Linked DNA regions of Mus musculus: all the other regions are linked to region 1. Evidence: chromatin loops called from intact Hi-C (ENCODE). Cell type or tissue: left cerebral cortex. All regions are shown on one strand. Region 1 overlaps Gm34304 (predicted gene, 34304). Region 2 has its middle 34 kb from the start of Gm34745. Region 3 has its middle 74 kb from the start of Gm34523. Region 4 has its middle 49 kb from the start of Prkd1. Region 5 holds the start of G2e3 (G2/M-phase specific E3 ubiquitin ligase). Region 6 has its middle 60 kb from the start of Gm34523. Region 7 has its middle 37 kb from the start of Gm34581.

What was found. A loop is a pair of places that touch in the nucleus more often than their neighbours do. Peaks named below come from ENCODE experiments on the same cell type or tissue, not always from the same donor. Only the 100,000 strongest peaks of a DNase experiment are listed, where the experiment ranks them.
Region 2: a loop joins it to region 1, with 10 times the contacts of the local background. A loop is called at or near these places in 14 of 42 quality-filtered maps.
Region 3: it touches region 1 in a loop (4-fold over the local background); 13 of 42 quality-filtered maps call a loop at or near these places.
Region 4: a loop joins it to region 1, with 6 times the contacts of the local background. A loop is called at or near these places in 6 of 42 quality-filtered maps.
Region 5: a loop joins it to region 1, with 6 times the contacts of the local background. A loop is called at or near these places in 4 of 42 quality-filtered maps.
Region 6: it touches region 1 in a loop (3-fold over the local background); 6 of 42 quality-filtered maps call a loop at or near these places.
Region 7: it touches region 1 in a loop (8-fold over the local background); 15 of 42 quality-filtered maps call a loop at or near these places.

The regions. Positions count from the first base shown.
Region 1 is chr12:49,370,461-49,374,460 of GRCm38, forward strand. The region is part of intron 1 of Gm34304 (predicted gene, 34304); the gene reads right to left. Among named protein-coding and RNA genes, the nearest start is that of Gm34304, 9.4 kb to the right of the region's middle. In left cerebral cortex, a CTCF peak has its summit at 1,883 (motif pointing right); no DNase peak of the experiment used is centred here; H3K4me3 peaks cover 662 bases; H3K27ac peaks cover 1,688 bases.
Region 2 is chr12:51,189,254-51,193,253 of GRCm38, forward strand. No RefSeq gene overlaps it. Among named protein-coding and RNA genes, the nearest start is that of Gm34745, 34 kb to the left of the region's middle. In left cerebral cortex, no CTCF peak of the experiment used is centred here; DNase peaks (open chromatin) are centred at 1,792 and 2,125; H3K27ac peaks cover 1,198 bases.
Region 3 is chr12:50,294,398-50,298,397 of GRCm38, forward strand. No RefSeq gene overlaps it. Among named protein-coding and RNA genes, the nearest start is that of Gm34523, 74 kb to the left of the region's middle. In left cerebral cortex, a CTCF peak has its summit at 1,887; a DNase peak (open chromatin) is centred at 1,369.
Region 4 is chr12:50,696,049-50,700,048 of GRCm38, forward strand. No RefSeq gene overlaps it. Among named protein-coding and RNA genes, the nearest start is that of Prkd1, 49 kb to the left of the region's middle. In left cerebral cortex, a CTCF peak has its summit at 1,637 (motif pointing left); DNase peaks (open chromatin) are centred at 1,635, 2,652 and 3,053.
Region 5 is chr12:51,346,311-51,350,310 of GRCm38, forward strand. It overlaps G2e3 (G2/M-phase specific E3 ubiquitin ligase), which reads left to right and starts at 1,920. Exons shown (of 15, transcript NM_001015099.2): 1 at 1,920-2,134. In left cerebral cortex, no CTCF peak of the experiment used is centred here; a DNase peak (open chromatin) is centred at 1,903; H3K4me3 peaks cover 2,477 bases; H3K27ac peaks cover 1,473 bases.
Region 6 is chr12:50,279,834-50,283,833 of GRCm38, forward strand. No RefSeq gene overlaps it. Among named protein-coding and RNA genes, the nearest start is that of Gm34523, 60 kb to the left of the region's middle. In left cerebral cortex, a CTCF peak has its summit at 2,018 (motif pointing left); a DNase peak (open chromatin) is centred at 2,014.
Region 7 is chr12:50,942,170-50,946,169 of GRCm38, forward strand. No RefSeq gene overlaps it. Among named protein-coding and RNA genes, the nearest start is that of Gm34581, 37 kb to the right of the region's middle. In left cerebral cortex, a CTCF peak has its summit at 1,649 (motif pointing left); DNase peaks (open chromatin) are centred at 1,661, 2,173 and 2,598; H3K4me3 peaks cover 846 bases; H3K27ac peaks cover 974 bases.

The DNA of each region.
Region 1 (4,000 bases):
TTAATTGCCATTCCAAGGTTTAGAGGAACAGAAAGATATTGAGAGAACAGAATGGCACCTGAGAACGAAACCTTTGAAAGACTCCAAATTTGCCTCAAAATGAACCCTATACCTTCTATTAACTCTTGGCAGATGGAAATTATACTCCGTGTGTGTGTGTGGTGGTGGGGGTCTATGTTTGTGTGTCTGTGTGTGTGTCTCTGTGTGTGTCTGTCTGTCTGTGTGTGTGTGTGTATGCAGCCTGCATGAGGCTGAGAATATGTACATTCTGAGTGTTGTGTGCCTTCTATAAACACTCCTTTCCTTGTTAAATCTGTGCAATAACATTCCTAGTTGTATGGAAGCTGGGAAAATCTTACTATCAGCTGCTGAAGGAATATTCTCAAAGTACCACAGAAGCCAGGAGAGATGTAGGCTGTTTGCAGCCAGACTACTTTGGATCTGGTACCTAAAATTATTAATCTTAATTTATAATTACAGTAAGGATATGAGAACATGTTAGACCTCAAATACAGCTGCCTCAGCATTATGGCTTTGTGTTCAGTCTAATCACGTCCTCACATGATTTTTCTGGATGGACAGCAAAACAGAGCGGAGTGCATGCCAATGAGTTAGTGAAAGGCTGACTGAAAAAAGTAAAAGTTTTTTGGTTTTGTTGTTTTGTTTTCTGTTAAAAACAAAAGCAAAAATGAGAAAAGAAGAATATGATGAAATACTAGGGGAAAAAGAAGAGCTTAACAATTTTTATTACTGGTGAACTGCCTGTTAGATCAATTCAGAACTGATACTGAATCTCCATGTCCCCTTCTCAGGGAAAGAGTGGTTGCAAGTAACAGTATCTTGCGATGAGAGTTCATGCTTTGCAGATTCATAGGCCTTCTGAGCTGTATGAAATCATAAAAAAAGGTTCATAAAAAAAGGTTCATCCTTTTCATTTTGTGTATAAAAAAACAAAGGTCAGGAAAAGCATCGTGGCTAGCTCAAGCTCAACCAGATGCTGACCAGCATTCCAGTTATCATATGTCAGACTATCAGTTTAGTTCCTGTGCTAGCTTGCAGGCACATTGCACAGGAAAATCAAGGGAACTATAAGCAAAAGTAAAGTGCAGTCAACAAAACTAACCCTAAAGCATGGGTCCTTGTATTCCAAGGGCCCTCAGCTGCCTTGCTGATAGGAAACTAAAAACACACTTTAGCAACTACGTGCACAAACCACACCTATACATATGGCCAGCATACAAAGTCACAGGAATGAGATGAATTCTTCTACTACCTCAGTCCAACATATTAAATGCCAAGCAAATGCTAAAGTGGTTTTATTCTGAAAATTCTTGGACTCTCTAGTCTGTCATTGCTAAGACTGCACCTGTGCCCACAAAGTCCATTTATAATCTTCTCTACAAAAAGAAAAAGTGGAGTCCGTTCAAGCATATGAATTCTGTTACTTTGAATTTCAAAACATTTTGAGCAATGGTGACATAGAGAAAGCACAGATGTGGTTATTTAAAAAAAAAAAAAAGATAGAAAATTTAGTGTGTTCCTGATACTAACTAAAGAGCAGTCTTAAGTGAGTAACCAATGCCTCAGAAGAAATACCAAAATGTCTATTTGTTTCTATTTTAATTATGTATATGTTTATAACTCTCATTATCAATTCTTGCTGATAATTTGTAAAATCAATGTAATACAGCAAAGCTACCTTGGAGGAAAACCTGACATGGAAAAACATAGTTTAATTTATCTGTGTTCATGGTGTAAAATTTGATATTATAGAGTTCTCCTGGTAAGACAATCACACTGTATTAGAAAAGCCCACTGTGCCTCAGGAATCTTAAAAACAGCCAACACTCTTACTTTCATCAATACTCATCCCTATGGTCACTAGATGGCACTGCTGCTATTTGAATGAAATTTCACTTCCAACCTTTTTTTAAAAAAAAAACATAGGGTTTGGAAATGATTTGGGGTGTCATTTCTTGGGAGTTTGTACAAACAGAAGATATTTGGCACTTTGTATATTAACAACTACAGTAATGTTTTGTTAAAGAAAAAAACACTACAAAGGTGAAGTAACTTCCTAAGAGGAAGAATGGTAATGCCAGAAGATCTTGAGTCTGCATGTCACCAACTTTTAGGTGGCAGGAACACTTCATCTGTGAATCACAAACCATCACTAAACCCACTGTATAACATTTATTACACATCTGATTTAACTTGGCTTTTTGCTGATGATCTTCTCCTAGGAAACTGGATCGATGAATCATGACTTTTTGGCCAGAATTATATGAAAGTGTATAAAGCTTTATAAGATGATCACTCTCTTGGGGGGTGGGGGGGTGCATCCCTTCTTGGCAAGGGATACCAACAAGCCCCCAAAAGTAGACCCTAAAAAGTTCTTCCAACTAAAGAAACATACCCTACACATGAGACCATGCAAAGCACAGAGCATCTCTGTGGCAATTTCTTGTGGCATTTTCTTCAGAGGACTGCACTGAAGAACACTATAGAGTCTCAGTGAGAGCCATCCTGACTTCCCCGGACAAACTTCCCGGGGGAAGGAAAGGTGGCACTGGAGAATAGATGGACTAGGATTTGCTGCTAGAGGCAACCAAGAGCTTTAGCTAGACTTAGGATAGTCCTACTCTTTAGAGAGAAGCAAAGCTGTCCAGTTTATCCCCGGGGATAACTGAAAAGCAGCAGAAAGGGGAGGGAGCATCCCACTCACTAAAAGTTGTTGTACCCCCTTTCCAGACCCCATATTAAGAAAAGAGGAGAAGTGAGGGAGTGGTGACCATGCCTTGAAAAGAAAACAAGAAAAGAAAAGAAAAAAAAGCCAACATTGCTTGGGAAAATCTCCACAGATGAGCATTTCAGTTGCATTAAGTGGTTCCCATTAGCAGCCTACCCACGTAGAGGAAGGCTAGCACGCTGTTAATATAATGCAGGAGAGGGATGATAGACCTCGGAGTGAAGAGTGGAAGAGCTAGCTTTGCATAAACCAAAAAAGGAAAAAAAATCTGAGGATTTGAGTTCTTAGGGCCTTGCGGTAGAGTGGTGGAGTGGGCTTAGAACCCTCAGGCCTTAGGCCACCGGACAGCCATCTAGTGTTTGTGATTTTTAAAATACATATTTAACTACCTTAAAATAATTTAGACATACACCAGGAAAATAGTTTAATGGTTCCTAATTGAACTGCTATTGAGTCAGAAGAAGAGGAAGAACCCTCAGAGGGCGTCCAAATCCCGCGTGGAGCATCTGAGACTAGGAGGCAGGAAAGTGGGGGGAAAGGGTCTGTCTCGGCATCACCTCCGCTCTCTTCATCTTATTCTTGGAGAAAAGTTGGTAGACATAGACTAGAAAAGAGAGAGAGAGAGAGAGGAAAAGGGAAGGAAAGGTGAGACATCTAAGAAAAAATAGGAAGAGAGGGAAGGAAGAAACCAGGGGAACCGAAGAGATAAAACTCATCGGAAGTTCGGGTACTAGCTACACTTATTTTTTAAAAAGAATTCAATCATTCTGCTCCTTTCTCGTCCTGCTAGCTTAAACATTTTTATAGGCAACTTCGGGCAGATAAAACTTTGAAGTGAGATGGGGAAGGCTGAATGTCTGGCCTGGATCACCATAGAGGCTGCGGCGGTGGCAGCAATGTCCGCTAAGGGAATGTAGCGCACATTAGGAAATTCTTCTTCCAGCCGCCCTAGCCTCCTTTAGAGTATCCCTGCCCAAAGCTTAAATTAAAGTGAGTGGGAAGGTAGGGTGGTTCTCCCCATCTCCCCATTGGATCCAAGCGATCCAACAAGACTTAAAAGCGAAAAGTCCTGCCGAGCGGAGCTCCAAATTCTCCCGCAAACCGCATGCGTTTCTTGACAATACAGGACTGTGCAAAAATCTAGATTTTTCTCTTGCGTGGGTCTGGCTCCAGGGACACAACCAAACAAAATCTGCATTATGGGTATTCCCAGTAGCCTACCTGGGTCGATAAAACTTACAGGACTAATTA
Region 2 (4,000 bases), 1.8 Mb after region 1:
CACCTTTAATCCCAGCACCCGGAAGGCAGAGGCAGGCGGATTTCTGAGTTCGAGGCCAGCCTGGTCTACAAAGTGAGTTCCAAGACAGCCAGGGCTACACAGAGAAACCCTGTCTCGAAACAGACAAAAAAAAAAAAAAAAAACCACGAAGGTACTTTGCTAGAAGCAAGCCTGAGCAAAGTCAAGAATGGACTGGCATGATGTGGGCTGGTATCCCCCAGGGAAAGCCACAGCAATGGCCCATGTGACTGGAAGAGGAACAGAAGTAGATGGTGGAGGCTTACCAGCATAGTTAGAATATGCACTGAACATTCCTTTTTAAGGACTGCAACGTGATTACGTTAGCATCCTATAAAGTCGTGCTGAGGAAGTATAGCGCACAAATAACAGAGACCAGCTAGTGGGCTGCCACAGCATTCAAAGAATGAGGATGAGGCCCGAACCCCTAAATACTAAAGTTAGACAGAAAGCCGGAGATCCACAAGCTAAGAGAAGACAGACTAAAAGACTCAAATGTGCTGGTCAGCAGAAAGGGCGTGCCAAGGGGCATGTGGGCCTAGGCTGACTATGACTAGAGGGAAATCAGACAATGATTAACTTTGGAGAAATGTATATGAATTTTAAACTGCACACTGACAATGTGGTTCAATGTTAACCCAGCTTTAGTGCTCTTATTAACATATAAATGTGTGTGTGTATGTGTGTGTGTGTGTGTGTGTGTGTGTGTGTGTGTGTGTGTGTATACATGCATACATATATGGTCAAGTTATTAGGGACTTTCTTTAGCAGATGGGTCAAAATTAGTACATCTTCACCACCCCAATGCCAAAGAATGCTGGTACTGTGGGTAGGATGGTTAACATCTCTAATTGGCCCCTGTACAATACCAGGACTTAGGGGGTAAAAGGAGTGCTCAAAGGGTTAGAGACATAATCAAAGAGACTCAAAGGAAAACTAATTTTAGCTGTCACTGAGGTTTGTCTGTATCGTGTCATTAAGAAGACTAAATGACCTGCTGAACTGTGATACTGAGAATGCATTGCTACTGTGGAGAACGGCAAGATGATAGACTCAAGCTGTCTGATGACTCTGTGCCTGTGCCTACATACATACAAAGTGCAGGGGAGAGCTTAGAGGGGCCTGGATCCCCTGAGCAGTGATCCTATGTGCTGTCAGCATCAGCATGCACCGCCCTTGGCATGTGCTACAGCTGCCACTGACAGCGAGCTCAGCTAGGGATGACTGCTTTACAGACATTATTATCTCATTGGAATTCTCCCGAAAAGTCTCTGAGTTTGACCCTTTGATGCTTATGCAAGTTTACATCATTTACCCAGAGCCACTCAACCCATCGGCAGAGAAGCTTAGATTCAAACCGTGCTCTCCAACTCTAAACCTCTTTCTCTCACCATGGCCCTCCCTCACTTTGGCTCTGTTCATTTTTTTTTAACATACCAGGTTCTGTTTTGTTGTTGTTTAATACTTTGCAATGAACCGTGCATGCCTCTAGCTAAGTTATTAATATCAACATAGCTTTTTCTTCATTCTTCAGGCTTGTGGTTCCACAATTGACTTTGTAGTATCTCTTGTTTTGCTTCAGAGCAGATAGAGCTGGTATGTGAGAGACAGGTGGCAGCCAGTTGCTATGGCAATTGCCTGTCATTAATGATAAAGGGTAATTACTGCAGCAAATTTCTGTTTAGCTTGAAAATCTGACTTGCCCCCTCCCCACAGGGGGCACAACCCTTTATCCCCTCTCTACTCACAATGGTCTATCATGTGCCTGGACCACTTAGCATCTCTGCTAAGAGCTAGTGAAGCCTGACTTCTTAAAAACAGAAGAAAGACTAGATGAGTCACGTCTGAAAACAGCTCAGAAAGATTCACATTTCCCACATTTATTGACTGTCTAAACGTGCTTTCCCTTAATTAAAATTTGCCAAAAATACTACAACCCCACACCTTACCCATCCATAGACCAAGTTCAATGATTTTTTGAATGACAACAAGGCTTAATTACTAGACGGTCACAATATAAGAACAAATGACGTTTTCTAACTGACTTACAGAGCTATATTTAATGTTATATCATATATTTAGTGTTATAAGTTTTCCCCAACTCAGCTAGCAGCCCTTCACATTTAGTGTGCCAGAGGCACTGTGAGTGGAGGCTTTCTGTAGGAGTTCAAAATGGGAAAATTTTACCCATGTTAGGTTAGAGACTATGATAAATAAATATTGTCAGAAAATAAATGGCAAAATGAAAACCCAGAAACTGCAAAACAGAATAAAATTAAACACCTGTGTTGTTCCTCGTCTCCTTCCACCCCTGGCATCCAAATATGTCTCCTTCAGCTTCTTCTCAACCATAGTTCATAATCACTTTGCATGCCAGTGAGGAATCCCCAGGCCCTGTTCTCACAAACAAGTAATGGCAGTCCTATTACATAATTATCTTTTTCTTTTTCAAGTCCTCTCTTACATTTGATATCCAAGATATGGAGAAATGGGTGAGATTTGAATCAGAGATAATGTACTGTTCTAAGAACATAGAGTGTGTGCTTTTCCTGGAGACCAGTGTGTCAACACATCTAAAATTCTATTCCCTGAGCTGGGCTTGCTAATCAAGGCTGTGTGTTGCTCTAAGTTTTTGCACGTGGCCATGGAGTACTAAAATGGAGGACATTTAAGAGACTTGGGGTTGTGTAACAAATGTGGGAAGGGGAAAGATATGGTTGTATGGTTCACACCCAGAGCCTGGAGTGTAAAGAGAACGCTTGTCACCTAGGAGCAAGGAAGCATTCGATTTTTTATCAAGGCGGGATAATGCTTTTTCGTCTTGAGAATCTTAAAGCAACAAAGAAAATGAGGGAGTGTGTGCAGAAAGTTGTAGCCAACTCTCTCTTGAGTTTCTGTTCTATGGGCTGGCATATTAGGAGCAAGAAGTCTGAAGAAGAGAGAAAATTGGAAAGAGAATGAATGGGGAAAGAAATGACAAGGACTTCGAGGTCTACAGACACAGCATTGCTACTGGATGTCACTAGACTCAAAAGTCAATGAGCTAGTCTCTTTTGCGGAGGGAAGCTCTGCCTGTTTTAGTCCCTGGTACATTTCAAGCCTCTGCAAGTGTGTTTGGAACATGGTAAACTTTAAGTCAATATTTGCTCAACATGTGAGTCACATCATTTTAAAGTTTTCTGCCACCTTAATACAAAATCTCATCGTCTTTGTTTAAATGTCTATAACCATAAAGGCTACCTGGGCCATAAATTACCACATAGATGGTAGCTGTACCAGTCAGGGCAAGCAAGACCAAACAAAACCAGATGAAATTTTAATATACAGCCATGGATTCCTTGCTTGTTTTAAAACTTGGCTGCAAATTCACTTCTGCAACTTGCTATTAACTAACATGGAGGGGAAAGATAGATCTTATTTGTAGGCTTGCTTTTAATAGGGGTAATGGATTCAAAAGATTTAAGAAAAAGAAAAAGCTGGTGGAAAGATAAGAGTGCAGATCAGACACAAAGATTCCGAGGATCCAGAAGAAAGGAGGCTCAGTGTTCCTTCCTTTTACGTCTGCTGTTCCTTTCCTCTTGTATCTTACTTCAGGCTGGCTTTGTCATGGAGGAAAGGCAAATGTCTGTATTGCTGTTTCTCTGTCTCCCTTCTTCCTTAGGATAGCATTGACTCTTGGCCAAGGTCAAAGTTTCCTCTTCCCCAGAAGACATTTGGAAATACTTGGAGCTATGCTCAGTTTGGATGATGCTTTCAGCATCTGATTGGATGGAGGCTCCTGGGCATCCTATGATGCACACAATGGCCCTGACAAGCTCAACAGTGCTTGTGGATAAAAAATTCTCTTCTCATTATTGGACACTGTCCCAAATGTCAAGATTGTTGGAACTGCACAAGACTCTCTGAAGTGAAGCTTACTATAAAAGAGGATGATAGAGTTTAAGTGATGTGTCTCTAGCATGAGTGCCTCCAACCCCTGTCT
Region 3 (4,000 bases), 920 kb after region 1:
GATGTAGCCATTCAAAGTATTTTATTCCTATCAAAGCAGAGATAATATGTCATTTTCATCAAAGCTAATCATAAATTTTATTTTCTTAAGAGTTTTTTTGGAGAGATCACATTGCAGGTCTGTATAGGAGACTCTTTAAAGTACTCTTGGGTCTTGGGTTCTAATTAGAAAGAATCCCATCCAAACTTAGAGCTTTGATGCAATAATAGGGCGTAGAAATCAAAACACCCATATTTGGTTTATGAAGCTTTGCATGAACCCACGAAACACTGATATTTTAGGAAGGTGTTTTATAGTGTTGCAAGTATAATTGGCCATTCATTACTTAGATGGCCAGCCCTATACTGGTTTGTACCAATTTGTATAACTCATGTAAATGCTTAAATGCTCCCTTTCAAATGACATAAAACTCAAATCACTACATAAACTAGCAAATGATAGTTGCTCGCTATCTTCTTCATGGTTCCCTTTTATTGGTTAAGAAAAGGTAGGTGAGCATCCCAGATGCAGAGTGTTGGCTGTTAAGAATGTGTGTTTACAGGTGTGCAATAACCCGAGGATGGGTAGAACTGATACTCGGCTGCAGGTGCAGGCTGGAATAAACAGGACTTATCTTCCCTCTAATCACTTCCCTCCTTTATCATGCCTTCGGATTATCTCAATTCACATTAAGTATCACTTGTGCATAAAGCATATACAGTGTACTATATTTATTTAGATATACATGTGACTACATCTTTTATGAATAAAACCCAAAATGCATTCACATGAGAAAATAGGGTGGTTTAATTTAAATATTTTAGGAGCGCTAGAATACTAATAAACATCTGGGAGAACAGATAAAACTGGATAAATGTTTAGCCTTGTTATGAGTAACACGCTAGCATACGATTAGGTTTATAATGGTTGTAATTTAACAAAACTGTTGTATGAAATATTTTGTTTAACATTCATTAGAAACTGTTAATGCACTTGTGTTTTTCATGGGCTAATTTTTTTTTTGCAGCAGACGCACATTATTAGTATAATACAAATATGCTAAAAAGCAAACAGTTTGGTGTTAAAATGTTTTAAGTAGGATTGTGAAAAGAAATTTTACACCAATCTTCATTTTTTTTTCCATTTTTACAGGGAAATTTTTACCACAAATTCCATATTTTAATGATATTATACCAACTCTATTTTTTAAACTCATTTTGTCACTGTTTTGTAACAGAAACACTGTAAATATTATAGATGTGGTAAACTATTATACTTGTTTTCTTATAAATGAAATGATCTGTGCCAACACTGACAAAATGAATTAATGTGTTGCTAAGGCAACAGCCACATTACATGCTTTCTCTTTCACAGTAGGCAGCAGAGCATATGGTTTTCTCTTAATGGAACGCTAGCTTCTCATTAACATACCAGTAGCAGTGTCAGAACTTACAAGCCAGCATAACAGGGAGATGGAAAAACTTATAAATTAGACCCTTTCCGTACTATTGAGAGGGAAATGACTGATGTTCTAAGGTACAATATTTAGCTAATACTGTGCCCTTTTCTGCACCTTCTTTCTACAAAAAGAAACTTTTTTCTTGTAATAAATATAAATATTGAAGTGCAAATAATTTTTACTCTGCTCCTCAGAGTGATTGGCACCCCGGTTTTGATAACTCTTCCTTAAAATAATATTTCATTGCATTTTTTGTTACCAGTATATGGAAAACAGCTGTATTTTCATAGTCCTGTTTCAGTACAGTGAAACAGTTTAGAAATAGAGCAAATTTTCGTGTCTTTACTGAGAAAAGCCATCAGGTAAGCACAAATGAGGATAAGAAGAGAACCATTCCTCTTCCAGAGGCTAAAAAATGCCTGGTCCAGCAACAGAAGCGGGGCCTCCAAGAGGCTGTAACTGGTAGTAGACAGAAGGCAAGATTTTTTTTTTTTTTAAATGAGGTCTTCATGTCCTTGTACAGCTTGGATTGTATTTATCTGTCTCATAGTAAATCAGTGCTCTGGATTGTTCACCATTTTGTCAAGCTTCTTTTCACTGAGAATTCAGCTGTTTTGTAGAAGGGATATGATCAGTTATTACGTTTGATGAGATACATTCTAAAATCTGAAACCCTCCCTACAGATTAGAAATTATACTTGAATATTCATGATCACAGGAAGTGATATTGACATTACATTCTGGTTCAGGAATTCCATAGGTGGAGTAGGCTTATCACTTGTGTTGTTTGTTTTCATAACATTTACCTATACTTAAATTTATAACAAAACAAAAGTGGAATACAAAGCCCTGTTTATATAGTGACCTGTTCTCCAGCATTGCTGTAGAGCATGTCAGAAAGAAAGCATGCATATTAGTGTTCTGATAAAACTCTTGGAAGAAAACAAAGCAGGCTGACAGCTCAGCCTGAAGACTTCAATGTGTATATTAGTTCAATTAATCGGATAAAACATTTTACTCCTAAGAGTCTAATCATTTACATGGTTCACTCTTTAATATTGTAGATGGCCTCCCTTAGGTTGAAAGATCACCATGGATGGTTGTAATATCTTTAAAGGAATGTCAGGAGTATATTAAAAATTCAGATAATATAGTACTTTTAGCCATGAAATGAAAATATGAAGACTAATCATTAAAATCTTAAACTAAACCATTTATATCTGTAATCTTTTAAAAATTGTCTTTCTTTTTCAATTTTGATGATCACTCAATTCTAGATTATGTGTGACTTAGCTTTTTCTATGAATGCCTTAAGACAGACCCAGAAGTTGATGTGTAAATACCTGAGTAGGGTGGTATGTTTCACCTGAAATTCTAGGAAGTGAACCCCAGTGTTTAAAATTTGAAACTCACTTATTTTCCTTTTGCAAAAAGAGATAAAGGAATCCTGTCTGTCTTTTTCTTTCCCATAGACAAGGTAGAAGGTTTACATCTTAAGCTTTCTCTATCTTTTTTTTTCTTGCCTCAAAAAATTGTCATTATTTCCAACATTACAGCAAGTATCTTGGAAACTGGGTTACCATTGTTTATTTAGGCTCAATGTAGCTAATATAAACTTAATTTAAAGGAACTCTACAACTCACACTTTTGAGTTGCAAGTATCAAAATAACTACAACCAATGCTGGAGATTTGCAAATGTCAATGAATACAGATTTGGAAAATAACGGCCCCCACCGCACCCCAGAATCCAAAAGAGCCATAATGAATAATAACAGGTCATATCTCTTTCTAAAACCATAATGAAAAGGATGAAAAGCCCCTGCCTCTCAGGGTAATTTTGAAGCCACTGAATCAGCCTCATGCCCACATTCAAGCATTGGAAGAAGCAACCATGTCAAGTCGAGTCTAACATAAGAAGCCTGATGATACTTGACTTCAGACACTATCAATGTAAGGTGCCACTGATCTGGCCACCTCTTTGGGAGGCTGCCAGTGCTTCTGCTTTGGCTTCTTGGTGTCCCCTGTGAAGGCAGCCAATTAAGATCACAAGATAAGAGATGGTAATAATAAACTCCTAATGATGAGAGGTAATTAAAATGTGAATACAGAAGACCCCAGCTTCTGTCAGTTCAGTGCGGCTATTACACTGACAATGACCATGTTTTGTTTTTAAAAGGAGTTAGGGTTGTAACTAATTTAATACAGAAACAACTGCTTCGAAAATCATATTAGATCTGATTCAGTTGTAGTCTTGACAAAATTCCGACAACCACTGCCTCTTTATTGGTCAATATTCACTATTTAGTGACTCTCTGAAGCATCCCCTACCTCTACACTCAAGGGCTCCTGTCTGTAGTACACATCCAACGTCCAGCTGCAACCTCTGCAACAAGGCTTCTTTGGTTGTTGTACTTCACTGGGACTATGTCTTAGCATCCTCATGGGCTTCGTGAAAGCTAAGACTGTTTTGAAAAGAAGAAAATTAATTGGAGAGCAAAGGAAGCCAGTCCTCTTATCACTTGATCTGGTCACGGACATAAGTGCTTCACACTTTTTCTATC
Region 4 (4,000 bases), 1.3 Mb after region 1:
ACTGAGCCCTGCTCTAGTCTAGCACCTGAGGAGATCTGCTATATCGCTGGCATTTGTATGGGAGCTATTTTTTCATGCTCAATCTGTCTTGCTTTGCTTTCATCTACAAGAAGCACAGAGAGCCCCCAAAGTAGATTACTTCAGAATGGATTTGAGGCAATATTCTGAGATTTTAGAATAACTTCTGACAGATACCAAAGAAACAAGAAAGATTACAATTCTGCTTTAAATGAACTAAGTGTCTCTTAACTTTTTTTTAATTTTAAGGATTGCTAATTGTTTTTCAAACTGACACTTAACTAATTGGGTTATAATTTGGTGTTGTAAGCTTTTCGACTTTGCCAGGTGTGGTAGCACACGCCTTTACTCCTTGCACATACAAGGCAAACATTTACAGCCTAGACTACAAAAAGTGAGTTCCAAGACAACCAGTGCTAACTAGAGAGAACATGTCTCAAACAAACAAACAAACCCCCAAAATACAACCTGTAATGAACAAAAGAGGGTAATTAGCATGTCCCTGTTTTTAAACCATATACCATGACTTCATGAGTCCATCATACTTATGTCACACATAAGTTGCTCACACACAAGATGAATATGACTGAAACACCATCAAAATAGTAGCTCTGGAACTTTTCGGGATCTTTGAACTTCCCCAACATAACATTATATAGTTGACTACTTTCTTTACATTTTGTCTGTCCTTCTCTTAAACTGTAAGCTAAGTTGATTGGCTTCTTCTCAAAAAATGGTTATATTTATTATTAAGTGTATAATCGATGAATAAGAGATGAAGGGGTGAATGGATGGATTCACTGCATGAGCCTGGCATGTCTGAAAGCCCTGACTATTTTAGATGTGCTAATATGCATGTACTTTTAATGAAAGCTTGTATATAAATGGGTGATACAGTATTTTTTCAGCTTTTACAGTGGCCCTCTTCAGAACAAACTTTTTCCTGTTTCAAGGAAAATCATCCTAATGCTTTTATCTACCCGAGGTCAGCTTCCTTCTTTCTTACCTTAGCTTACAGACAGAAACTTCCTTCTGAATATACTGAAAAGAAATTCATATCTATAGTAAGTGGGAGAAATCATCATGAGATTAATTATTCATGGAAAGTGAAGGGATGGTTGGGATGTCTATCTCCGCATGTACACATCTACATTTGTACTCCCGCCATCCATGAGTCTGGCTTAAAAGGAGAATAAGTAAAATGTAAATGGAAGCAGATTAGAACTGTCTAATTGTCATAAAACAATAGTTTCTCATCCTCCAAAATTTATATTTAAAAATTGCTAAATGTATCTTTGTTCACCAAGCACTTTAATTAACACCTATAACATGGTGATTATATTATTCAACATTTAAGTGCTTAATTTGCAATCTGGAATTACAGGCATTCCCTGATAAAGATATATTTTCATTTGTTGCATTTGTATTTTTAGTAGAAGACAAAAATAAGCAGATACTTATATGATAATATAATGCTAGATCCATAAACAGGAGTTTTCCTCCCTCCCTTCCATTGCACTTGAGATTAAAACACAGTAACAATCTATTTTTATGTGATGAGCGATTGGATGTTTTTTCACATCGTGAGAGGTTGGAAGTACTGTACCTGCCATCTACTGGAAGTCTGTGGGAGGTACATTTCCCTAGGAACAACTCCAGTCCTCTAGAGAGAGGCTAAAAAACTGCTGCTTGTGCTAGTCGAGGAAAGTGTACCACAGGCTTTGAGGTCATTTAGTGCTATTAAAGCAAATTAAAGAAAAAAATGACCTCATTAATCACAGGCACAAAATGGACCTAGCTAAATCTGAAAAGAAAAAAGGAAAGAGTGACTCACCTTTGAAATGTTAAAGGTTCTACAAGGCCAAGGGGGGTGGGGGGCGGGAAGAGCAACAGCTGTCCTTACCTGAATTCTCACTAGGAGGAGAGCTCTGTGTGTGTGTGTGTGTGTGTGTGTGTGTGTGTGTGTGTGTGTGTGTGTGTGAGAGAGAGAGAGAGAGAGAGAGAGAGAGAGAATTCTTGCAATTAGGTCTTGGCTCATGGGGAAGCCAGGATTCTCAGTTTCTTTAGTGACTTCTGTTGAGCATTTCTGGGCTTCATTGGATTGTTTGACAAAGGTCAGGTGTTAAAATGAGAGGAGACAAGATATGGAGAGTGTTCTGAAATGGTGAAAAACTGTAAGAATTTAGATGCCATGGTTAGGTCTTTAGTTACAAGCTTTGGGAACTATATTTAATTCCTCCAACTATGTGCTGGGTCAGATAGCTCATTTCCTGTAACCTGCAAACCTACAAGGACAATTAATAGACCCATATTGCAATCCCATTAGCCCACTTTCTTGCCTAGTTTTTTTTAATGTAACCTATGTAAGGACTCCTCTTTCCTGAGTTGCAAAAAGACAAACAACAAACACCTCACTGAGTTGCCATTTAATTCCATTTTTATGAATGGCTTTTAAATTAGTGTTTTACAGATTTAAAAACAGAGTGCAATGCTTCCAGCTGGTAGGTAGATGAAGATAACAAAGGAGTTATGAGTTGCAGATTTCCACTGACACCCTCACAGCTTGCTAGTCTCACATGGAATGGCAGCAGCACCAGGGAGAGTGGCTTCACTGAGGTCCCATTGTAGTGTGCAATGTCCATTTCAGGTCACTTCACACCAGTTGCTGCTACTTCCATGACCTCACATTACCTCTAACGAAATTGTAAAATAAACATTGGATTTGAAATTGAACCAGGAATGTCCTTGAGCCACTGTCATGTGAATAAAGACAAAGTTTTTTTTTTTTTAAAGTATAAAACTATGTGCTAGAAGTGTCCTTGACATTGTGCACTAGGAGTATCCACTTCAACTTGGAAATTCAAACAAGGAGATCACTTTCCACACATTTCAGCCTTCAATTAGCATACTTCAGCACAGGAGGGAGAACACAGGGGCAGCTGTTATTTCCAGGGATACTGGGACAGTGAGAAGGACAAGTGGCACAGAGGGCTCCAGTGCTAAGTGACAAAACAGTGGGACTTTTGTGTTGAGCAGACAGACAGACCAGAGACACAGAAAATCCTTCCGCCATAAACATCTGGAAGTACTGGGGGGAAAGCACGGGGAGCAGTGTTTAAAATGCACAGCCAGACTCAGAAAGAAATACATCCAGTCCACAGGAGCTAGAAGGAAGGAGAAAAGAGACTGGATTAGGAAACAGCGCTGCACCCTGACAGCTGGTCAGGAGGTGAGGCATGGGAAGGCATTAGTCAATTCTGGAAATTAAATGAAGGTGGCAGTTCCAGGCTTGGGAGCTGACTGCGTTGGGGAGTAAGATCATCAAACTTTCACTTCACACACAATGCTACAAAACTGGGCTAAGGGAAATAAAATTGTTGGTTCAGGGAATGTGCAGAGAGGGAACAACCTATCTAGCTGCAAAGCCAGTGGGAGGAACATTATTAACTGGACCTGGGGTCTGGACAGGAGAAATTATTTCACTAAGGATTATCTACTGAAGGAACAAAGATCAAAATTCAACCACAGGAACTTCAGATGATAAATTTGAAGCATGTACACAATTAATGTGATTGAAAGAGGAAGGAATCAAAAGTCTAAAAAAAGTCATTTAATACTACCCAAAGTACATAAGAGAGTCTCTCTCTCTCTCTCTCTCTCTCTCTCTGTGTGTGTGTGTGTGTGTGTGTGCATGCGCGCGCACGTGCGCGCGCGTGAGAGAGCACACATGTACAAGAGCACATGTATACATATAGAGATGCTCAGTAGTGGCTAAGGGCACTTTCTGCTTTTCCAGGGGACCCACACTGAGCAACTCAGGACAGCCCACACTCCAGCTCCAGGGGATCCAATGCTCTTTTCTCATGGGAGAGAATGTACACATATACATGGCAAACACATATACAAACACTCATAGCATAAATAAAAATAACAGTAAATCTTTAACATAACAAACAGTAAATGTATTGGGGCTAGAGAGATG
Region 5 (4,000 bases), 2.0 Mb after region 1:
AGAACTGGTTCAAGGCAAGATCAGGACCGGTTACACCACAGTTGTGGGCTAATTAACCCCCCCCCCCCCCATGTGTCTGCTGTAGGACTGTGTGTGTTTACTCAATCCCAGGAACTGCCTTCTGTAGCTGATGCTGCCTCTGGTATTGAGATTTTTGTGATGCTGACAGTTATACTCAGGATTTTTCCTGCCTTTCAATTCTTTAACAGGAAGAGACAATGAACCAATCAAGACCTCTTGACTATATCAACTGAACTACACTGCCTACCCCAGAATATTTAACTTTTTTTGAAGGTCAGCTTGAGACTTTCAGTTCCCGAGAAAGATAAAACTTACTGGAGAGAAAGTGCAACGGATTGTAAAATACATAGGAACATTTATTTAGTTTCTGCCTTCAATATATATTTAACAGGTACATAATATTAATGTGGAAAATTAAGTAGTAAAACAAAAGAAGGGCAAAATATGTGGCTATATCATTCTCTTTTCCTGTTTGTTTTGCTTTTTCGAGACACGGTTTCTCTGTATAGCCCTGGCTGTACTGGAACTCACTCTGTAGACCAGGCTGGCCTCGAACTCAGAAATCCGCCTGCCTCTGCCTCCCAAGCGCTGGGATTAAAGGCATGTGCCACCACTGCCCTGCGACTACATCATTCTTAATTTTTGTTTTTATTTTATTTTATGTGTTCGGGTATTTTGCCTGCGTGTATGCACATCTTGTGTGCTCAGTACCTGAGGAGACCGGATTCCCTGAAACTCAAGTTCCAGGTTGTGAACCATCATGTGGGTGCTGTAATTGAATCCAGGACCAATGGAAACGCAGCCACTGCTCTTTGCTGCTGGTCCTTGTCTCCAGACCTTCAATTACTGTTGAACGAATGTAAACAACCTAGCCAACTAAGATACATTCACACATTCATTTACCCTGCCTGTTTCTGTATTTAGAATATATTCCATTCCTAACACAAATTTGGCAGTATCAAATAGTCTTAATCTGAATATTCAGCTGTTTATAACGTTAAAAAAAATTCCTCCCCCTTTTGCCCTCCCTATTTACCAATCACACTGCCAGATTTGATTAATTAGTACAGTTTGCTCTCCCATCCTGAAACTTTGTATTGCCACAGGCACACACATACATACTTCAAGAGAAGGGCATTACATAGTCCTTCTAAAGTTGGCTTCTTAGTATTTCAAAATCTTATCTTTGAACGCTTTCAGTATCAGCATACAAAATCCAATAGCTGAGGAGTCATACTTTATTGTTAAACATCATTTCCCACTGTTAAAAAACGTTACATCGGTTAAAAATTACAATCTACCTTCGTGTTAGGTATCTAGATTCTAGAAATCCAGCAAATCTTTCAAGTTGTGTTTTGAAAGGCGCTGAGGAAGCGCCGCTAGGATAAATCAAGTGCGAATCCGTTCTATCAGGTGTTAGTTGACCCGCTATTAATCCTAGCTCTAATGCTTACAGTTCTGATCTTTCAGATATCTGCCTAAAAGATCTAAATGCTTGTGGAAGTCTCTTAAACCCCCTCAAATGTAATCCTTTCAGAAACTCCAGACATCTCTGGGATTAAAATTTTCATTCTGGCCCTCGCTGAAGAAAACCGACCTCCCAGAGCCAAGCGAGGAACTTTTAGGACAATAGGGAAGTGTGATGCAAAAGAATTCCTTGCGGGAGAGGGCCGGGAGAATTCGCCTTCGCGCGCCTTCTCATTAGCATGGGCAAGCCTCCTCCCAGCGTGTGGCCTGTTGGGGGGTGACTGGTGCGCTCCGCACGCCTCCGCGGACGTGCAGGACCGGGAGTTGTTTTCCTGGCCGGGTCCGCGCAGCCACCCCTGCGCGCACGCCCGAACTTCATTCCCACCCCCACCCCGAAAGCCAAGGCGCAGACGCAGCCTCCCTGCGTCCACTTCCCCGGGGAGGGGCCGAGCAGCCGTGGGTTCCGGGTCGCAAACGGAAGTGGACGACGAATTTGAATTGTGCGAGCCGTTGGATGGGGCTGAGCGGGTTGGGCGTACGGCAGCGCTGCGGTCGACGTGAGCGGTAACGCGGCGAGCCTGGGACTTGTGCCCCGCGCCTGGTGAAGACGTGCCCGGGGACAGACGGAGGTGTCACGGGCGGCCGGGTAGGTGTGAGCGGTAGGGGGCTTCTCCACGCGCTGGACGTCCGCGCCCTGCCGCTGTCGAGCCCCGAGCTGCTCTTTATTAATTAAAGAGGGAAGGGGGGAGGGCTTCACGGAGGGGTGCCCGTTGTGGCTCCCAGTTGCTCTTGAGACCGGTCCCTCACCGCAGAGAAATGACAGCCTTGAAATGCCTCGAGGGGATTTAAGCTGAAATCCGAGTATCCTTTGTGTTTAAAACCGGGGTATTTTTCTTTCACACCTTGACACTTCTTGTGTACCGCAAAAATCCGAGCCCTATTGCTCATTTAAACTGGCTACAGTAGCAGCGGTGGCTCACAGATGTTAAGTTTGCTAACAATGGGGATAGGGTCTAGTGTCACCCCCAACCCCCACCCGTTCCGTCCCGTCCCCGCTTTTCACCCTCTTCATTCATTTGGTGATTGTTATTATCGAGTTATTTTAGAGGGACTCAGTGCCTCAGGAATTGAGTTTTCTTCGGGCGTTTTTGCTTGTTTGTTTTTTTGTTGTTTTTGTTGTTCATCTTTTATGATGAACTGGACTCTCACAAACCCCGACAAAAAGCCACACTTTTTTGAATAGCTGAGATGTACACGGTAAACATAAACTTTCTTTTGAAACAAGTTATATACTTTGCCTTATTAAAAACTGACAGGTTGCTTGTGTGTTTTGTAGAAAAAAGGTAACATCCTTTTAAGGTTTTACCAACTGGGTGACGGTGTCGTTAAAAATGCTTAAACATTTTAAAGTGGTACTTAGTAACATCCGAAGTAAGACCATTTCTTCATCCTCTTTCATGCCTGCTAATGAATGCTGTTTTCGATATTCAAGTAGGAAAAAAATTAAAAAGGAAGATCATTGAAAGTGTTTTCAATGAGTCTGCCACAAAGCTATTGGCTGGCCTTTCTCAAACAGTGCAGTCAGATCTGCTAGCTTCCTAAATGGTACCAGCAAGTAACCTGTTGTAGATTTTCTGTATCCTAATGTGCCTTTTGTTTGTTTGTTTGGTTGGTTGTGTTTTGTTGTTGTTTACCCACATCAGTAAATGTCACACTTCATTGTATGCATACTCCTTCCTATAAGGGCTCCCAAGCTGATGGCCTGTACTCAAACATCAGAGATTTTAACTTTCTAGAGGATGGACTTGGATAATGCCTTTTAACTGAAAAGTTAGACTAGTCTACCAGAGGTTTCAAAACATGGACTTCCTAGAACAACCTGGTAATATATTAGTTAAAGACATACAACTAGAACCAGACTTCTTGCTTAGAATTCCCATCCCTAGGACCTCATAGCTGTGTGACCTTGACTAGGGAAGCTGTTTAGCCTCTCTGATTAAAGTCTCTTAGGTAATGGGGATAAAGACTTCCTTGTGTGATTATTGTGGGAATTCTAGGAACTATTACATGTATGAGAACAAGATGCCAAAAATATAGCTACTAACCATGATGTAACTATAGCATGCATTTCCTTTTTTTTCCCCCTTTTTTCTTTTTTTCTTTTCAGTTTTTCGAGACAGGGTTTCACTGTGTAGCCCTGGCTGTCCTGGAACTCACGCTGTAGACCAGGCTGGCCTCGAACTCAGAAATCCGCCTGCCTCTGCCTCCCGAGTGCTGGGATTAAAGGCGTGCGCCACCACCACCCGGCACAATGTCTTTTTTTTTTAATTATAATTATTATTTATTTAATGTATACGAGCACTCTGTAGCCTCCCAAGTGCTGGGATTAAGTGTGTGCGCTACCATGCCCAGCTCTGAGTTATGTTCTTTCTTTATGCATCCCAAATGTAAATCCTTTGTCAGATACATTCAGCAAATGTTTTTTCATTGCACATCTTTCCATTTTCTTAAC
Region 6 (4,000 bases), 910 kb after region 1:
TATTCATGAAATACGGTTTTGGGGGGCGGGGTAAAAATCATGACCTTAGTTAGCTAAACTGCATTATGCTGCAGTAATAATTTAACCCCTACTGATCAGTGATCACTCCCTGTACTTTAGGTTTCACATGGATCAAATACTGGTCTGCTCTGATTCCAGTGCATTATGGTGTGCTGAGACAGTTCAGCTGAGAAAGGCCTTGTTATAATGAGGTGCCACTGTCTCAGTACCAGGTTTCAAGAGCAGCGTGGTAGGAGGTGGTACTGATGAGGATAGCTTGTAGCTTTTAATTGTCTGGGCCTGAAAATGACATCTATCACTCCAACCACCTCTAATTAGTCAGAAGTGTCCTCATGTTCAAACTGATTGCAAGTATGTATGAAAATGCAAAAGGCGTGTATTGTACTTTGTGATCATCTCTGTAGCTACCACAGTCTTAACATTTCCAACGAGGATGTTAAAGTCTATGGTCCTTTAAATATAAACTCCGAAGTTTGTGGACTACCTTTTATTCATCAGGGAAATTATACATGCTAAAATTTGCTACCTAGAATAGTTCACTGATGCAAATAACGTCATTTTAATTTTATAGATAAGAAAACCTTTTTTTTTTTTCTTTTAGTATGTATTGGAGTTGAGCTCTGGATCCAGGACTTTTAAACTCAACAGTTTTGATGGCTCATCTTCTCTCACTGTCTTCTATGGTATTGCATGATAGCAATGGCTTGTGAAAGCTGAGGCTGCCACGTAAGTATGAGAACAAATCTGAAGGATGTTTTGATTATATTGAAATGCCTAAAGGAAATTGTGTGCTTTTCCCTAATAAGATGGCAGGTTATCTAAAATGCTTCCTTTCTGTACATTTGACTGAAATTATATAAAATGATTATCTAATGTTTACTAAACATTCTGATAGCTGGTTTCTGCTTGTTTGATCCATTAAGAAGAGAACTTTGCACACTATTAGATAAGTTGGGTAAATGGTATGGGGCTCCTTCCTTATGTGTAGGGTCTCATTCTGTTAACCTGGATGGATTCCAGGAGTCCTTAGGATAGCTGCCTATATCTTCACCTGCTTTGTTCTTGCAGATAAACACGGAAACAGTGCCACCTTGACTCTCCTGATGCTTTGCTCACCTTGTACCAGCTTTGCCATTACTTGAAAATCTCAAGTGACTGGACAAAGTTACCCGTGGAATCTGAAAATTTAACAGAAATCACTGCAACAAGAAAGTTACGTAATTAACAATCTCTGAAAATTCTCTCTTGTCCTGACATCTCTAAATTTACCCTTGATATGAGACGCTTTTCTATATTCATCTACAATGCTCCCTGACTATCTACCGCAGGCCCAAGGCCACTTGAGAGCTGGCATAGTGAAGATGAATCTATTAGGAAATTCAGGGTTACCTGCTTCAAGTAAAACTGTTAAGTAATGGTTTCTATTTTCCTCCTTGTGTGCCAAATTACTTTCTCTCTACCAGTTTACTTTACCTCCTTCCTAATATGACCGAGCCTTTCATTATTTGTTATGATGTTTGTGCTTGTGTTGTCTAAATGGCACCTGCTTTCAAAATACTTAGGAATATTAATTACCTTGTTTTTCCACACAAAGATAGAACTGTGTTTTAATATGCAATAACCTTTTACTAGTTGTAATATGACTTCTTTTATATATCTGTTGTATAATAGAATATAAGCAAACACAAGAAACAAATTGTGGGTGCATGATTTAGATAATGCTATTTTTAGGGTCTCAATATTTGGGGATATTGAGCTGCTGACATCTAAAATCTATAAATATGTACAACTCTTCGTTTGACAGAAATTTCTGAAAACTAAGCCAATTTCCTAAAGCAGAAATGGTACAAATTCTGTTATAAAATTTAGAGACATCCCTCTGATAATTTTTCTTAATTATTCTTAGACTGTACATGTTAGAAATGTTTTCTAGTGTTCTCAAATACAGAAAAAAATGCAATGAGTTAATCCATAAATGCCCTCTTGTGACAATATCCAAGAATGCAGCTGCCTTTTCTCTATTTATTGTGGTCTTATTTTTTTAGGGATAATTTTATATATCCATACTACATCAATTTCAGCAAGGGAAAAGGTAGACTTTATCTTGTCTGGTAAATTTAACTTATTTTGTTTTTAATAAGGTGTATGTCATCTTAAAACTTAGGCACAGAAACTGGTGGCATCATCCTTTCTTTTGCTGACCAAGGAAAGAAAAGCCACAGAGTTCTTCTTGTACTCTGCTCTTTCTCTGCTTTGGTACAGATGACTGTCAGCCAGAGATATCGAAGGATATGGTTTTCAGACTTTTCTTGAGAACTTCCTTGGCTACAGAGCTATATTTCTCAAAATGATAGTTAAAGACATCAGATACAAGGAGTTTGCAGTAATCATTCCTTCACAGTTTAGATTATATAATTTCTGTCATAACTTTGGAGTTCATGGAAGTAACTGTTCTAATGTACACTTTAAAAGAAAACAGTTAAAGGATTTGCCTGAAATTCAAAGATTGACTGTGTGTGTGTGTGTGTGTGTGTGTGTGTGTGTGTGAGAGAGAGAGAGAGAGAGAGAGAGAGAGAGACCCAGTAGCTAACATAAAACTTTGTCAAAGGATTTAAACAAATATGCATTCAGAAGTCAGATGGTGACAAAGACAGTCAAAGAAATCTGATATCTATCTCTTTTATTTTTAATTTTTTTATTAGATATTTTCTTCATATACATTTCAAATGCTATCCCAAAAGTCCCCTATACCCCCCCCTCCAGCCCTGCTCCTCTACCTACTCACTCCCACTTCTTGGCCCTGCCATTCCCCTGTACTGAGGCATATAAAGTTTGCAAGACCAAGCAGCCTCTCTTCCCAATGATGGCCGACTAGGCCATCTTCTGCTACATATGCAGCTAGAGACACAAGCTCTGGGGGTACTGGTTAGTTCATATTGTTGTTCCACCTATAAGGTTGCAAAACCCTTCAGTGCTTGGGTACTTTCTCTAGCTCCTACATTGGGGGCCCTCTGTTCCATCATATAGATGACTGTGAGCATCCACTTCTGTATTTGCCAGGCACTGGCAAAGCCTCACAGGAGACAGCTATATCAGGGTCCTTTCAGCAAAATCTTGCTGGCGTATGCAATAGTGTCTGCATTTGGTAGCTGATTATGGGATGGATCCCCAGGTGGGGTAGTCTCTGGATGGTCCATCCTTTCCTCTTAGCTCCGGACTTTGTCTTTGCAACTCCTTCCATGGATATTTTATTCCCTATTCTAGGGAGGAATGAAGTATCCATGATTTGGTCTTCCTTCTTGATTTTTTTGTGTTATGGAAGTTGTATCTTGGGTATTCTAGGTTTCTGGGCTAATATCCACTTATCAATGAGTGCATATCAAGTGACTTCTTTTGTGATTGGGTTACCTCACTTAGTTTTTTTGTTTGTTTGCTTTTTTTTTTTTTTTTGGTTTTACGAGACAGGATTTTTCTGTATAGGTCTGCCTGTCCTGGAACTCACTTTGTAGACCAGGCTTGAACTCAGAAATCCGCCTGCCTCTGCCTCCCAAATGCTGGGATTAAAGGCGTGTGCCACCATGCCCGGCCTTGATATCTACTTCTTAAAATGTAAAACTAAAACTTCTTTTTTGTTTGAAGTTTAAAGTATATGACTATAGTTTCAAAACACAGGTTGAATTTTGAAAACTATTTTTTCCAAGATTTAGTCAGGAGACACAAGTGACAAGACTTCTTCATAAAATAATAGACACAGAATGTTGAAATTAGCCAAAGAAAATAGTAACCAATATGACTGAGTTTGGATTGCTTTTCCTGTGTTACTTTTTTAAGAGTAGAATATTAATCTCTCTCTCTCTCTCTCTCTCTCTCTCTCTCTCTCTCTCTCTGTGTGTGTGTGTGTGTGTGTGTGTGTGTGTGTGTGTGTGGTGTGTGGTGTGTGTGTGTATACACATGTGCATTCATGCATACCACATACTCA
Region 7 (4,000 bases), 1.6 Mb after region 1:
AAAGTCAATAAACAAGATACTTTCCTTCACCAGAAAAAAAATTGTAATCCACATTTAGAAAAAAAAAAAAAAAAGAATGCTGTTTAAAAAGACCAGTTGTTTTATTTGTAAACAAGCAATTAAGCAAAAACAAACCAAGGAAGATTTTTTTTTCCTTTCTTAGCACTTTCTTATTCCAAAGTTAGTGGAGTGCTAGATTTCTAAACTTTATTTACTAAATAATCACACAGAGCTTGAATTCAAATGTTTTTAACCTAGATTTTTGAGACTTACATGTCGTCAGATACAAGTCAAGAACAGAATACAATATAGAGCATTTTCTTTACTGCATTAGTTTATTTATGGAGGGGGGTCTGTACGGCCATACATGTGTGGTAGTCAGAAACCAGGTTCAGGTCTTTGACCATATGAGTTCCAGGGATTGAGTTCCCGTCATCCAGGTTGACAGCGAGCACAGTTACACTCAGAGTCACCCCCTTGTTCAGAAATGTGCAGTTGCATAGCATCATGGGAAGAATTTAAAGCTCACATCCCCTTGGCATGCTCATAACAACCGTAAGCACATTACCAATTATTTGTCAACTTCAGTTCTTAGCCTGTAGAAAAAAAGCCAAAGCATAGAATTAGCGTGAGAACTAAGTAGTAGAAATGTCTGTGGACTCTATGACACCAGAGTGACGGCTTGGAACTCTCATTATTGTCTTTGTAGTAGAGGAGATGTTGCGTGGTATTTGAGTATTCATTTTGTTTTCCATTTTTATCTTTTTCATTTTTCAGTATTATGTGATTGGCAAATAATAAAAGACAAACATTTATTGAATAGGAGAATGAATAAAAATATTTTGCCTTGACCATTACCATTATAATAGGCTTTTGACTTTGAGTTGCTCAGTTACAGATGGTACATGGCTTTTTGAAATGTTTGAGCTTTCTGTCTTGGTAGCATATCAAATGGTCCACCCTTGCTGGATCAAGCTTAGTGTCTCAAGCAGCAGCTTGTTCTGATCAAAATAATGTATAGCCAACCTACAGACAAATACGGCAGCATGCATTGAGTCTAGCCCTATCTACTAGGATGTACGTAAGCTTAAGGAGCCTACTTTCCAAATATTCTAAATACCAGGTAAGAATGTGAAAGAGTACGACGTGCATCTCTTTAAGTAAAACAAACATAATATGCTCACACTTTCACCTTCCACAAAACATGAGCTTGGAATCACAGAGTGTGTTCTTCCTAGAATCACTGCATCCAGACGTCCAGACATCCCATTCCCCTCACTTCCCTAAGTTTTCACCTCTGTGTAGTGCACACAGACATATGGACAGATCAACAACAGCCCTGAAGGGAGCTGCAGCCACCCAGCATGTACATTTTGCAGTTCCTTCAACCTGTTTCCCATCCTGCCCATCCCCTACGCAAATCAGGTTTGAATGCCCAAGCTTGTCACCTGGTATACAAAAATGCAGTCTAACACTGTATTTATTAGCAAACCCTTTCCCTTATGTTTAATTTATTGTTACGGTTTTTAAATGTACAAACAGTTATACCAGTTTTATACACAAAACCACAGGTACCGTTTTGTATCTGTCAAAATTCCAGCAGCCTGTGGCGAGAGACAGTTGAATAGATGTCCTGTGCTGCCACCTAGTGCTTTGGTGAAGATGTGGCCGTGTTCACGCCTCGGGAAACCAGGAAACAAAGGCGCACATCGTATGGAATAGCTACTCAAGAGCATTAGCAAACAGATGCACGTATGATCCTTGGACCATATTCCCCGCAACCACGCAACCTAGCTTGTTTTCACACAATAGCCGCTTACATCCCTGCTCTTCGCTGGCAAAACTCCGGCCTTCTAGCCTGGGGGCACCTGGTTTAAATCCAAACTGACTGGGCAAGCAAACCCGCTCTCAGTTCTGAGCCTCTTTCTACAGCTCCCATCTGGCCAAGGTTTCCTTGGCAAGTCTCTTTCTCCTGGAGGGACAGTTTGATCTGAATGTCTGGCCTATTACTTCAATTTGGATAGAAGGTATAAAGGAGTCAGACAGCTTTAAAAAAAAATCATTATCTTTAAAATTGACTAAAACAGCAGCCATCTTCTTTGCAGCGTCCAAAAGTGAAGCTTCTGAATTCCTTTCAGCGCCCAGGGTTTGTATCACCGGTTAGACCCTAGGTCTGCCTCTGTGTTCCTCCCCTTATTGCTGCCCGAGTCCCCGAAACACCATTCTTCTCCTCAATTAATAAATTAGCATGTTGCACTTACACAAACAGTATTTTTAAAAGTGCTATATTAGGCACTGGTTAGTGGGTGGATAAAGGAAAAGAAAATAGCCTTTCAGTGTGTCTGTGGATCACCACCTCCTGTCTCTTAGCCTACACTATCCCTTTTCTCTTCAGACCTTCTAAAACCCTGGACCCACTGACCCTTTCACCGTATTGATTCTCTTTCTTTACCTATATGTATGACTCCTATTGTAAGAATATTAGTACTTCACTTAAACCTTTCGACACCCCTCCTTCCAGTAAATTTCTTTTTCCCTGTTTTATCCCAATGCAGTAAATTCACCAAGCCCATATGCTATTGTCTAAATGTGCAGATTAGAGCCAGTCTTTCTACTAGAGCCCAGGAACTGTGTGCCAGGGCTGGGTAGTGCTTCTTTGCCTGACTTCTGAAGGCTCTGACACTAGAAGTTCTCTAAGATCCAACCGTTCTGGCAGTCCGTGTCTCCAGTCATTCACCACTTAGCCTGTAAGGAACTTCACTCTGGTAAATCCTCTTTACCCTCCTGGAAATCATCACTTCGCCATGGCTCTTAACTGAATTTCTTACCACTTGTTTGTTTCTATTTGTCAAATGCTCCATTGTTTTCCATCCTTCGTGTTTTGCTTTTTTAACATGAACTTCATCTGCATTTGATTTTTATATGTTTAACTTTATAAATACTTTTACCTACCCATCCTTTGGACTATCCAGGCTTTGTGATGGTGGTGATTTTGACAGCAATGGCATGAGTGGTTCACAGGTTACCCCTTCTTCAACAACAAAGCCAAATCATCCATGTCTCCAGTGTTTTTCTAACCATTTTCCAACCCCATGACACATTCAGCAAAATGGTTGTTGGTTGTAGCCATATATGTTAGGGTAACAAACCCTGTGTTCGTGATTCTCACCTCTGAACTTCGCCCATGCCAGATCTGTCCATGGCTATCAGAAGCACCAGGACACTGAGATTTCAATGATGCTGAGCTACATGGACTCATTAGGTTTATATGTATATAACCCTCCTCCAATCTTTTTCTACATATTCAGCCAGTAGAAAATATGTTTAAGTCCTGATTGCTTTATACCAGGATTGTAAAGTTCCTTTGGCTTCTAATTCAACTCTTATACCCATTCATATATAAAAAAAAAAAAAGAAACATGGCTAGTCTTTCAGACACTTTGCTCTTATGCAACTCACCTATAAAAACCCACAAGCACATCTATTGATTCTCTCTATCTTGTTTATATCATTTCTACGTGTGTGTGCTTATAGATTCTATACTAGACCCTACTCCAACTCCATCTGAGCTCTCCTACTTGTTCTCTGACATGTCCCATGTTTTAGTCCACTCCATCTTTCTGGCATTTCTTGTAAAGGAATATTTTGCACAGAGCATTTCTTGCCCTCTGAATTCTCATTCATACTTTCTAAAAACTAAGCCTTACTAACCTCTTAAAATGCACATAGAGAAACTACAGACAAGACTCAGCTGATCAGAGACTACAGACAAGACTACAGACATCAAGACTACAGACATCAGAGACTACAGACAAGACTCAGCTGATCAGGTGCTTTCTATGAAAGCATGAGGGCCTGAGTTCAGATTCCTACACCCACATAAAAAGCCAGGTACTATGGCAAAGTGGCAGAGTCTAAATGTCACGACACAGATGCCACTTTGAGGTGAGCTGCTGAGGGTGACACAAAAGCTCTCAGGAGAGTTCTATGGGGGCAGCAC